Linked DNA regions of Homo sapiens: region 2 is linked to region 1. A link is an interaction called in ENCODE POLR2A ChIA-PET data of the cell type or tissue named here. Cell type or tissue: Panc1. All regions are shown on one strand. Links, peaks and the distances in the headings refer to the core of each region. The heading gives the core; the rest is flanking DNA. Region 1 holds the start of LOC105371442 (a long non-coding RNA gene). Region 2 has its middle 27 kb from the start of LCE5A.

Evidence for each region. Peaks named below come from ENCODE experiments on the same cell type or tissue, not always from the same donor. Only the 100,000 strongest peaks of a DNase experiment are listed, where the experiment ranks them.
Region 2: POLR2A ChIA-PET joins it to region 1 with 22 read pairs; 2 of 35 experiments call an interaction of 5 or more read pairs at or near these places.

What each region holds. Positions count from the first base shown.
Region 1 is chr1:152,026,772-152,031,168 of GRCh38, forward strand. It overlaps LOC105371442 (a long non-coding RNA gene), which reads right to left and starts at 817. Exons shown (of 3, transcript XR_001738235.2): 1 at 720-817; 2 at 1-48. In Panc1, for the core only: no CTCF peak of the experiment used is centred there; no DNase peak of the experiment used is centred there; H3K27ac peaks cover 1,562 bases.
Region 2 is chr1:152,481,245-152,485,641 of GRCh38, forward strand. No RefSeq gene overlaps it. Among named protein-coding and RNA genes, the nearest start is that of LCE5A, 27 kb to the right of the region's middle. In Panc1, for the core only: no CTCF peak of the experiment used is centred there; no DNase peak of the experiment used is centred there; H3K27me3 peaks cover 311 bases.

The sequences.
Region 1 (4,397 bases), core at 108-4,107:
CTTCTCTGCCCAGCTCAGACTTCCAGTAGGGTGGACCAACAGGAGGCACTTGCAGGCGATCAGAAGGTGGGAAGAGAGAGAAATCAATATTTATTCCCCGGGGTCCCTCCTGCCAGGCTGTGGTTTGACAGTGGCTGTATTTCTACATCTAAGGCCACAGCATCCGTGAGTGGCCCCTCTTCCTGGGCTATATGGCTCTTGAATTCCAATAATTTCTCCCTTGCCAGTCAGGCTGAGAGGTGGGAACAGCATCCTAATTTTGCTAGTCCTGGTGCTTTGCCATCTCTTGTTATTTATCTTATCTCTTACATCTTCATAAATAGTGCATTCCTTAAATTCTCTTCAGTGACCCGTTTGAGTGTGCATGTGTTTCCTGTGGGAACCCAGACTGATATACATGGTATGTCCCACATCTGGTATAGCATTCTCTTATCGCTTATTCATGTATCATATATTTTTTTCATTCAACAATTTTTTTTTGCTACTATATGCTGGGTACCACATTAAGTCCTAGCAATACAAAGATGCCTTTAATTAGGTCTCTGTTCTTGAGCTCAAAGTCAAGTTAGAAAAGACAGACAAGTAAGAACACTGTAAGTAGAGTGGCAAGTGCTATGATAGAGGCAAGAATGGAGTGCTCTGGAGCATAGAATAAGAGCATTAAAATCAGCTTTGGATAGGGGTCTTAGGAAAGGCCTTCTTGGGGAGATGATACTTACACTGCTCTACAGGGCAAGTAGAAACAGGTGGAAAGGCGGCCAAGGCCTTTCAGGGCAGCAAGAAGAGCGTGTGTCAAAGCAAAGAGGCACATCACTGTGACATCAGTTCTAGCCTTGGTTGGCAAGGTGGGCAGGGAGCAGACCACAAAGGCTCTTGAGTGCTCCAGGGAATCCTGTATATTCAGAAGGTCCAATGCCTGGTTTTACACATGGGAGCGATACCAGAACATTTGCCTTTAAAAACTCTCTTTGATCACACGGTGGAGAAAGGGATGGAAGAGGTCCAACTGGACAGGGAGAAGCTTAAGAGAGTTTATTGCAAAATGGTAGAGGTCCTCTTTTCTAAAGGGTAGGGACCTGTAGTTGGTTTGGCTAACTTAAAAAAATTGGTGAAAATGGATATTTATAAAAAGGATATTTAAAATATTTGCTTTAACTTAAAACATGTATATTTATCAAAATTTTGCTATATTATCTTTCTTGCATAAATCACACTCACAGTGGATTTTAGTACAATTGTAGCTACCTCTCAGATGTGTCCCTTAATTCATTAGTGGCACAAGAAGGAAAAAATCAGTAGTCATTAAGTCTCCATATTATTCCTTTAGCAGGTGCACCCTGTATTTTTTTTTAAAAAGTGTCACTATCCCCAAAAAACAGTGAGCTAGGGAAGAGATGGAAAAATATCAGGCACCCTACTGGTCTATTTGCTACTTTACCAAGAAATCGGGCCGGGCACGGTGGCTCATGCCTGTAATTCCAGAACTTTGGGAGGCCAAGAAGGGCGGATCACGAGGTCAAGAGTTCGAGACCAGCCTGGGCAACAAGGTGAAACCCCGTCTCTATTAAGAATACAAAAATTAGTCGGGCATGGTGGCGCATGCCTGTAATCCCAGCTACTCGGGAGGCTGAGGCAGGAGAAATGCTTGAATCCGGGAGGCAGAGGTTGCAGTGACCTGAGATTATACCACTGCACTCCAGCCTGGGTGACAGAGCGAGACTCCATCTCGGAAAAAAAAAAAAAAAAAAAAAAAGAAAGAAATCACTGGCCATGGCTTTAAGACACCAGGCTAAAGGGAACTAACCAGAAAGCCTTTGCTTGCTTGGGCCCTTAGGTTTTGATAAGTAAGATCTAATTGGTACCAAGCTTCTAACTCAAGATTCAGATCAACAAACCCCTATGGAGTACTTCCTATAAGCAAAGTGAGTGGTAGAGAGAGACACTAGCAGGAAGGGTTGGTTTGGGGAGGAGATAATGAGCCCAGTGAGGGCATTTTGTATTGGTCTTGTTGGTAATGCCCAGTGGGCATTCACAATTTGAGTTTGGAGAGAAGATCTAGCTTGAGAAGTAGAGAGAGAGAGAGAAAGAGAGAGATGAGGGCCGGGGAATGTGCCCACATTAGGGAGATGGGGTGGTGTGACGGTTAATATTAGGTGTCAACTTGATTGGATTGAAGGATGCCGAGATAGCTGGTAAAGTATTGTTTCTGGATGTGACCATGAGGGTGTTGCCAGAGGACATTCACATTTGAGTCAGTAGACTGGGAGAGGAAGACCCACCCTCAGTGTTGGTTGGCATCATCCAATCGGCTGCCAGCGTGGCTAGAACAAAGCAGGCCGAAGAAGCTGGCTTGCTGAGTCTTCTGGCTTTCATCTTTCTCCATGCTGGATGCTTCCTTCCATTCCTCCTGCCTTTGGGCATCAGACTTTTTTCTCTCATGACTCATATCCAACCAAATCCCCAAGCCCATTTGATGCTCCACCCAAATATCCCTTGAATCCATCCCCAACCACCCACTGTCCAGGCCACCACCTCCTCTGATCTGGATACTGCGGCAGTTTCCTGATGTTCGTATTCTTTTCGCTTTGCCCCCCCGGCACAGTGTCTGGAACATTATAGAGACTCAAATATGCATTGCATGATGCAATCGTCAGGAAGGATGAACAAAGCCTGCTGGGCCAGTGACTAGTAGGGGAGAAGTTTCAGTAGAATGCTGAGGGCAAGTGTTAGAACTCAAGGGGTTCAGGATTGAGTGGTAATAAAGGAAATAGAAGCCTTTGGTGTAGACACATACAAAAAAGCAATAATTCTGACCAAAGGGAAATATCTAAGGCAGCAACTCGAGGGTGTGGAAGTGTTGAGGAGTCTTTTGTTTCACTTTTTTGGTAGCAGAGAGCAGATAATCCTTTAAGGAAGAGTATAAATTTAAGACGATTAAAAATGTAAAGGAATATAACATTCATACACGAATTGTTAGGGAATCAGTGGGAATGTATTTTAAGAATTACAACTGTGTGTTAGCTATCTATTATTGTGTAACAAATTACCACAAACTTAATTACTCAACACAATTTCACTGTCTCACAGTTTCTGTGGGTCAAGGGTCTTAGCATAGCACTAGGAGCTGGTATCTTTTTAAAATTTCTTGGCTCTGTTTCTCCAACATTGGCTCCACTCTCAGATCCCTTCCCTGTTGTCTTGAGATGGCTATTGGCCTGTCTAAGGCTACAAACTCTCAGGTTAGAATCCACCGAGAAGGAGGAATAAGCAATTGCCTTTATCCCAGAATTTTCAGCAAAGGTACTGAGATTCCCTTTATTTTGAACAGCTTAGATCACGTTGACCACCCTAGGCCAATCACTGTGTCCAAAGGAATGCGGGGCACTCATTAGCTTCGGCACAGGTGTGTCCTTGAATCTTGGAACTGGGGAAGAACCCTACCTAAACTAAGAACACCAAGAGATGGGGAGTGCAGAGCAGGGCTTGATTGAGGAAGAAGGGGAGATGGATGCTGCAAAAACAAGGAATAGGCACACACAAGGAACACATCTCAAATACAACATGGTTGGTTTATTTATTTATTTATTTATTTATTTGAGACAGAGTCTCATTGCGATGCCCAGGCTGGAGTGCAATGGCATGATCTTGGCTCACTGCAACCTCTGATTCCTGGGTTCAAGCGATTCTCCTGCCTCAGCCTCCCAAGTAGCTGGGATTACAGACATGCGCCACCACGTGTGACTCATTTTTGTATTTTTAGTAGAGACAGGGTTTCACCATATTGGCTAGGCTGGTTTCAAACTCCTGACTTCAAGTGATCCTCCCACCTCGGCCTCCCAAAGTGCTGGGATTACAGATGTGAGCCACCGCGCCTGGCCAAATATAATGTGTTTTAAACCAGACTCTATATTTTGCTCCTAAAGCTTAACCCCCTTGCTTCATTCCTGATTTCAGTGAATTGTATCATCATCCAACCAATTGTCCATGCTGGGAAGCTGGGAATAATCCTAGGCTTCTCTTTCTCACCACTACATTCAGATAATCATCATCTCTTGGGTTTTACCTCTTACATACTCTTCCCCTCCCTTCCCGCTTCATTGCCTTATTTCAGATTCTTAACTGACCCATTTTACCATCTCTCCATTCTCTCTCTCTTAAAAAAAAATGTTGACTTGTGGCCGTAGAACGATGAATGTCCAAGGCCTATGGATAATTCTAATAGCCCACACACTTGGGCACCAACCCAACAGTGGGATCATGTGTTCACTAAGAGTGTATTTGTGATCGGTCCCAAACCTGTTTATATTCTTTTTTTTCTTTCTTTTTTTTTGAGACGGAGCTTGCTCTGTTGCTAGGCTGGAGTGCAGTGGTGTGATCTGAGCTCACCGCAACCTCCA
Region 2 (4,397 bases), core at 150-4,149, 450 kb after region 1:
TCCTTTTCCTCATTATCATCTGTCCCTCCTGGATGCCTGCAGGCTTCTTTTACGGACCCCACCTACCCTCCTCCAACCTGTGCGAAGTTCACAGTGCTTACTCTTTTCTTAAACACATTCCTCATGTGATTTCCTCTCCAGGGCATTTGGCCTCTTGAAGTAGGGAAAAAGAGCCTGGGGAAGGACTAAAAATCTTAGATCTGCATCTAATATTTGGGGTTTCTGAGGACCCTGGAGGGCTGGTGGCCTTGTATCCCTATGGGGATACAACCCAGGCATTTACATCCTCATATCCGGTCTTAATTTTTAAAGTCTGCCTTAGGTCAGTTATTTCAATTATTATTATTTTTTACTCTATTAGAGTTATTGCCTGGTGGGTTAAAGGAAATGGTGGGACCAGAAGTTATAGTAACTTTGAGTGAGCTCCAGGATGAGTTGGTGATTAGCCTGAGAGCTAACCATCCCACGAGGTCCCTTCCTGAGATATTTACTCCTAATCCATACTTCCAAGGTTCCTGGTCTAGAGTAGCTGGGTTGTTTATTGTGATTAATATATGATTGGATTTTAAATTTTCACAGTTAGGTTGTGTGGGGCCCTTATATAAATGTATTTTACCCCTTAAGGCTTTGTTTTTGGAAGAATGACTTACTCAGCCTTGGTATTAACTGGTCTACCAGACTGATTTCAGCTAGTGTAGGGCTTTTCTGAGAGGGCCCAATAATGGTTTGTTTTAGGTCATAGATATTTGTTTGCCTGTGACAACTGTCTTTGGTGTCCTAAAGTCCTTCAAGGTAAAACTTGGCAGGCATTAAATTTTACAGCTTGCGGGGTGAAAGTCTGAGTTATGTTGACTATTAGTTTGATTGGATGTTCCCTACTTTCCACCCCTAGTACTGGGCTCCATTCAATACTCGGGTTTCCTTTTACCCTTTGTGTTAGGATTAATCCTAACCATAACCATCCCCAATGACAGGGCCCGCTTATAGCTCTCTTCTAGGTTTTCCTTAGAGTTAGCTTTAAGGGTTCCTTAGGCGATTTATACACTTCCCATTTGCCCTTTTCCCTTTTACCCTTCCTTACATTTTTTTTTTACTGGTCCCTTGACCCAAGTGTAATGAGTCCGCCCTCGTTCAGCTGTTTCCATGGCTTTTTCGGTGGTCAGGAGCACTTGACAGGGACCTTCCCAGCTTGGGTGGAGCTTGTCTTCCTTCCAAGTTTTAATCAGCACCAAGTAGCCAGGCTGGAAGTGGTGAACCGTGAACTCAGGGGTGGAGTTTGAGTCAGAAGTCCTTTTAACCTAAGAGATGACAGGGTAGAGGATATGGCCAGTATATGATTTTTTAAAAATTGGTCTTTGGTTTCCATAGTAGGAAGCTTTGTAGCCTTGTTTAAATATGAGAGTCCATACAATAACTCAGAGGGGGACAATCCTAAGTCTTTTCTTGGGGTTGTCCTAATCCCAAGGAGTATCATTGGGAGACATTTGGTCCAAAGCATTTTAGTTTTTAAGATTAGTTTGGTAACGTGCTTTTTGAGAGTTTGATTTATTTTCTCTACCTTTCCAGAGGAGGGGGGATGCCAAGGGGTGTGGTAATCCCATCTAATGTGCAAACCTTCCATAATTCTCCTTAGCACCCTTGAGTTAAAGTGGCTTCCATTATCAGAATTAATATTTTTTTTTACCAGGCCAAATCTGGGTATAATTTGTTTTAAGATTATTTTGACCACATTCCTGGCTGTGGCAGTTGGGAGGGGGAAGGCCTTCACCCAGCTGGAGAGGTGGTCTACTATTACCAGCAGATACTTTAGTCTCTCTATTTTGGGCATTTCTGTAAAATTTACTTGAGTGCTTTGAAATGGCCTTAACCTAGGAGGTCTTCTTCCAGTAGTCGTTTTTTTTTTTTTTTTTTTTTAACTACCTTTTTGTTTATTCTCTGGCAGGTCACACAACCCTCACACACTTGTTTAGCAAGTGTATAAATCTCTATACACCCATAATTCTTGTGTATTGCATTACACAAGACTTTCCCCAATGACTTCCCTTATGCAGTATGACATCGGTTCTCTAATTATGGATTTGCTTATTATTACTCTCCTGTCAGGGAGCACTCACCTTCCATCCCCAGTTTGAGTGGCCCCTATCTTACCCAGCTCTTTCTCCTCCTCTTTAGAAAACTGGGGTCTTAATACCACATTAGGGATATCTGGTATTAGGCTACACAGTCTAACTTCTTTCTTCAGGGAGGCTTGCTTAGCAGCTTTATCTGCAAGCCCATTCTTTATAGCTTCTATAGTGTTTCCTTTCTGATGGTCATTTACGTGAACTATGGCTACTGGAAGCAAGAGGCTTTTTAAAACTTGTTTGACCAGTTCCCCATGTACTAATTTTTTCCCAGCGCTATTTATTAGGCCCCACTTTGTCCAGATCTTTCCAAAGATGTGTACTACTCTATAGGCATATTTGGAATTAGTATATATAGTGCATTTTTGACCTTCTAGGAGGTTTAGGACCTGGTTAAGAGCATATAATTCACAGGTTTGGGTTGACCAGTTATTGGTTTACCTTTTTCACATAAGGATTGTTTGTTTCTATCAATGACAGCATAGCCATTATGTCTTTTGCTGTGTATTACTTGGGATGACCCATTCACAAACAGCCTTGTCCCATCATGTACTGGAGTTTCTCTAAGGTCTGGTTTAACTTTAGTTTGATAGTCTATGATATTTAAACAGTTACGGTTTGATGCCTCCTCATTCTCGTCTCCTTTCTATAAGAAACTGGCTGGATTCAAGCAAGTATCTATTGTTAAATCTATTGGATTTATCTATTGTTAAGACCAAATTATTATTATTATTATTATTAGTAGTAGTAGTAATATGAATTTATATTTTAAAATCTGGGAATTAGTTAACCATCTTCCAGCTTTTTGGTTTAATACATTCCAGACCTGATGTGGGGTGCTTACTACCAGGGCCCCGCTGAAGGTCAACTTTTGAATTTCCTCTACCAGCAGAGCTGTGGCCGCTACTGCTTACTTGCACTTTTGTCTCTGTCTCCTGTCCTTTATGGCCTCTCTCTCTTTCTCTTTCTTTCTTTTATACTTGTTCTTCCTTTTACATTATCTTTCTCCCCAGTCTCACCATCTGTGTCTTTGATCTGTCTTTTCCTGTCTCTCTCTCACTTATTTCCTTTTTCTATTGCTTTCTCTGTCATCCCCTGTTTCCTTTCTCCCTTACACTCAGTTTCTTCCTCTTTCTGTCTCTCTCTGGTCCTCTACCTTTGCTGTTTCCTCCCCTTTCTCTTTCCAATTTACCTTCTTATTTTTTCTCTTCCTCCCTTTCCCAGCAAACAGAATATTTACAATTGACATCATTTCAGCCCAAGTATAAAAATTGGTCCTAAAAATTGAACTACCTGCTCTGCTAAATCTAGGGGATTTTTTTATGGTGGCCTTATTTCCTTTTTAAAATTCCTAACCTCAGTACTTGTTAGAGGCACACCCACAAATCCAACTTCTTCCTGTCCCATAGGGAAGTCTCTAAGAGGGTACATGTTAGACACCTGCTGTTTAGAAGGAATAGGTAAATTCTCAAATTTTTTAAAACATTGTTCTAATTTTTTTCCTTAAATTTGGATAAGGATTTAAGAGAGCATTGGGTTTAGCTCCTTTATGACCCCCAGATTCCTCTTCCTCTTGCCTTCCTGTTGCCTCCTGATCTCCCTGTCCTCTACTTTGTGAGATGTATGGGGCAGGGGGAAAGCATGTTAGGGGATGCCAGGGATTTCACTGGGCAAAGGCCCTTTATTATGCTCTTTTTTTTTCTTTAAGGGGGATCATGGGGGTTAATTCACTAATCCAACAAAAAGCATAACCCACCTCCTCTTGTGAGGTTGGAGTTTTGGTATTTACATAGAGAATTAAGTTTGGCACACCCAGTCCTCATCTGAGCCAAACTTAGGCCAAAAGACTGAGGCTGATTAACGGGCTCTTTGGGCCAGATAAAACAGCAATATTTATTATCTTTTGCTTTTCCTTGTCCCTGGTTCGAGGGTTATCCCTCCAAACCTGCAGCATTTTCCCCAATGGATTATCTGGGGGAATTTTAGAGGGGGGTCTCTTTAGTTTCCTTTTTCCTTTGTTTCCTAAGCCTAGAATTCTTATTTCCCGTTTTTGGTTAGTCTCTGTGTCTGAGCTTTTTCCTGTGTACTCAGCCCCCACACTGGAAGTTTCTTCGACACCTCAAGAATTGCTTCGTTTGTCTCCAGCTGTTTCCTCATGGGACAATTGGGACTCTGCACTCGCTTTGTATCTAAGGTACATCTTAGTCACACACACTCAACCTCTGAAAATGCCTAACCACCAAGGCAGTACTTATAGTCCAATTTTCCTACCTT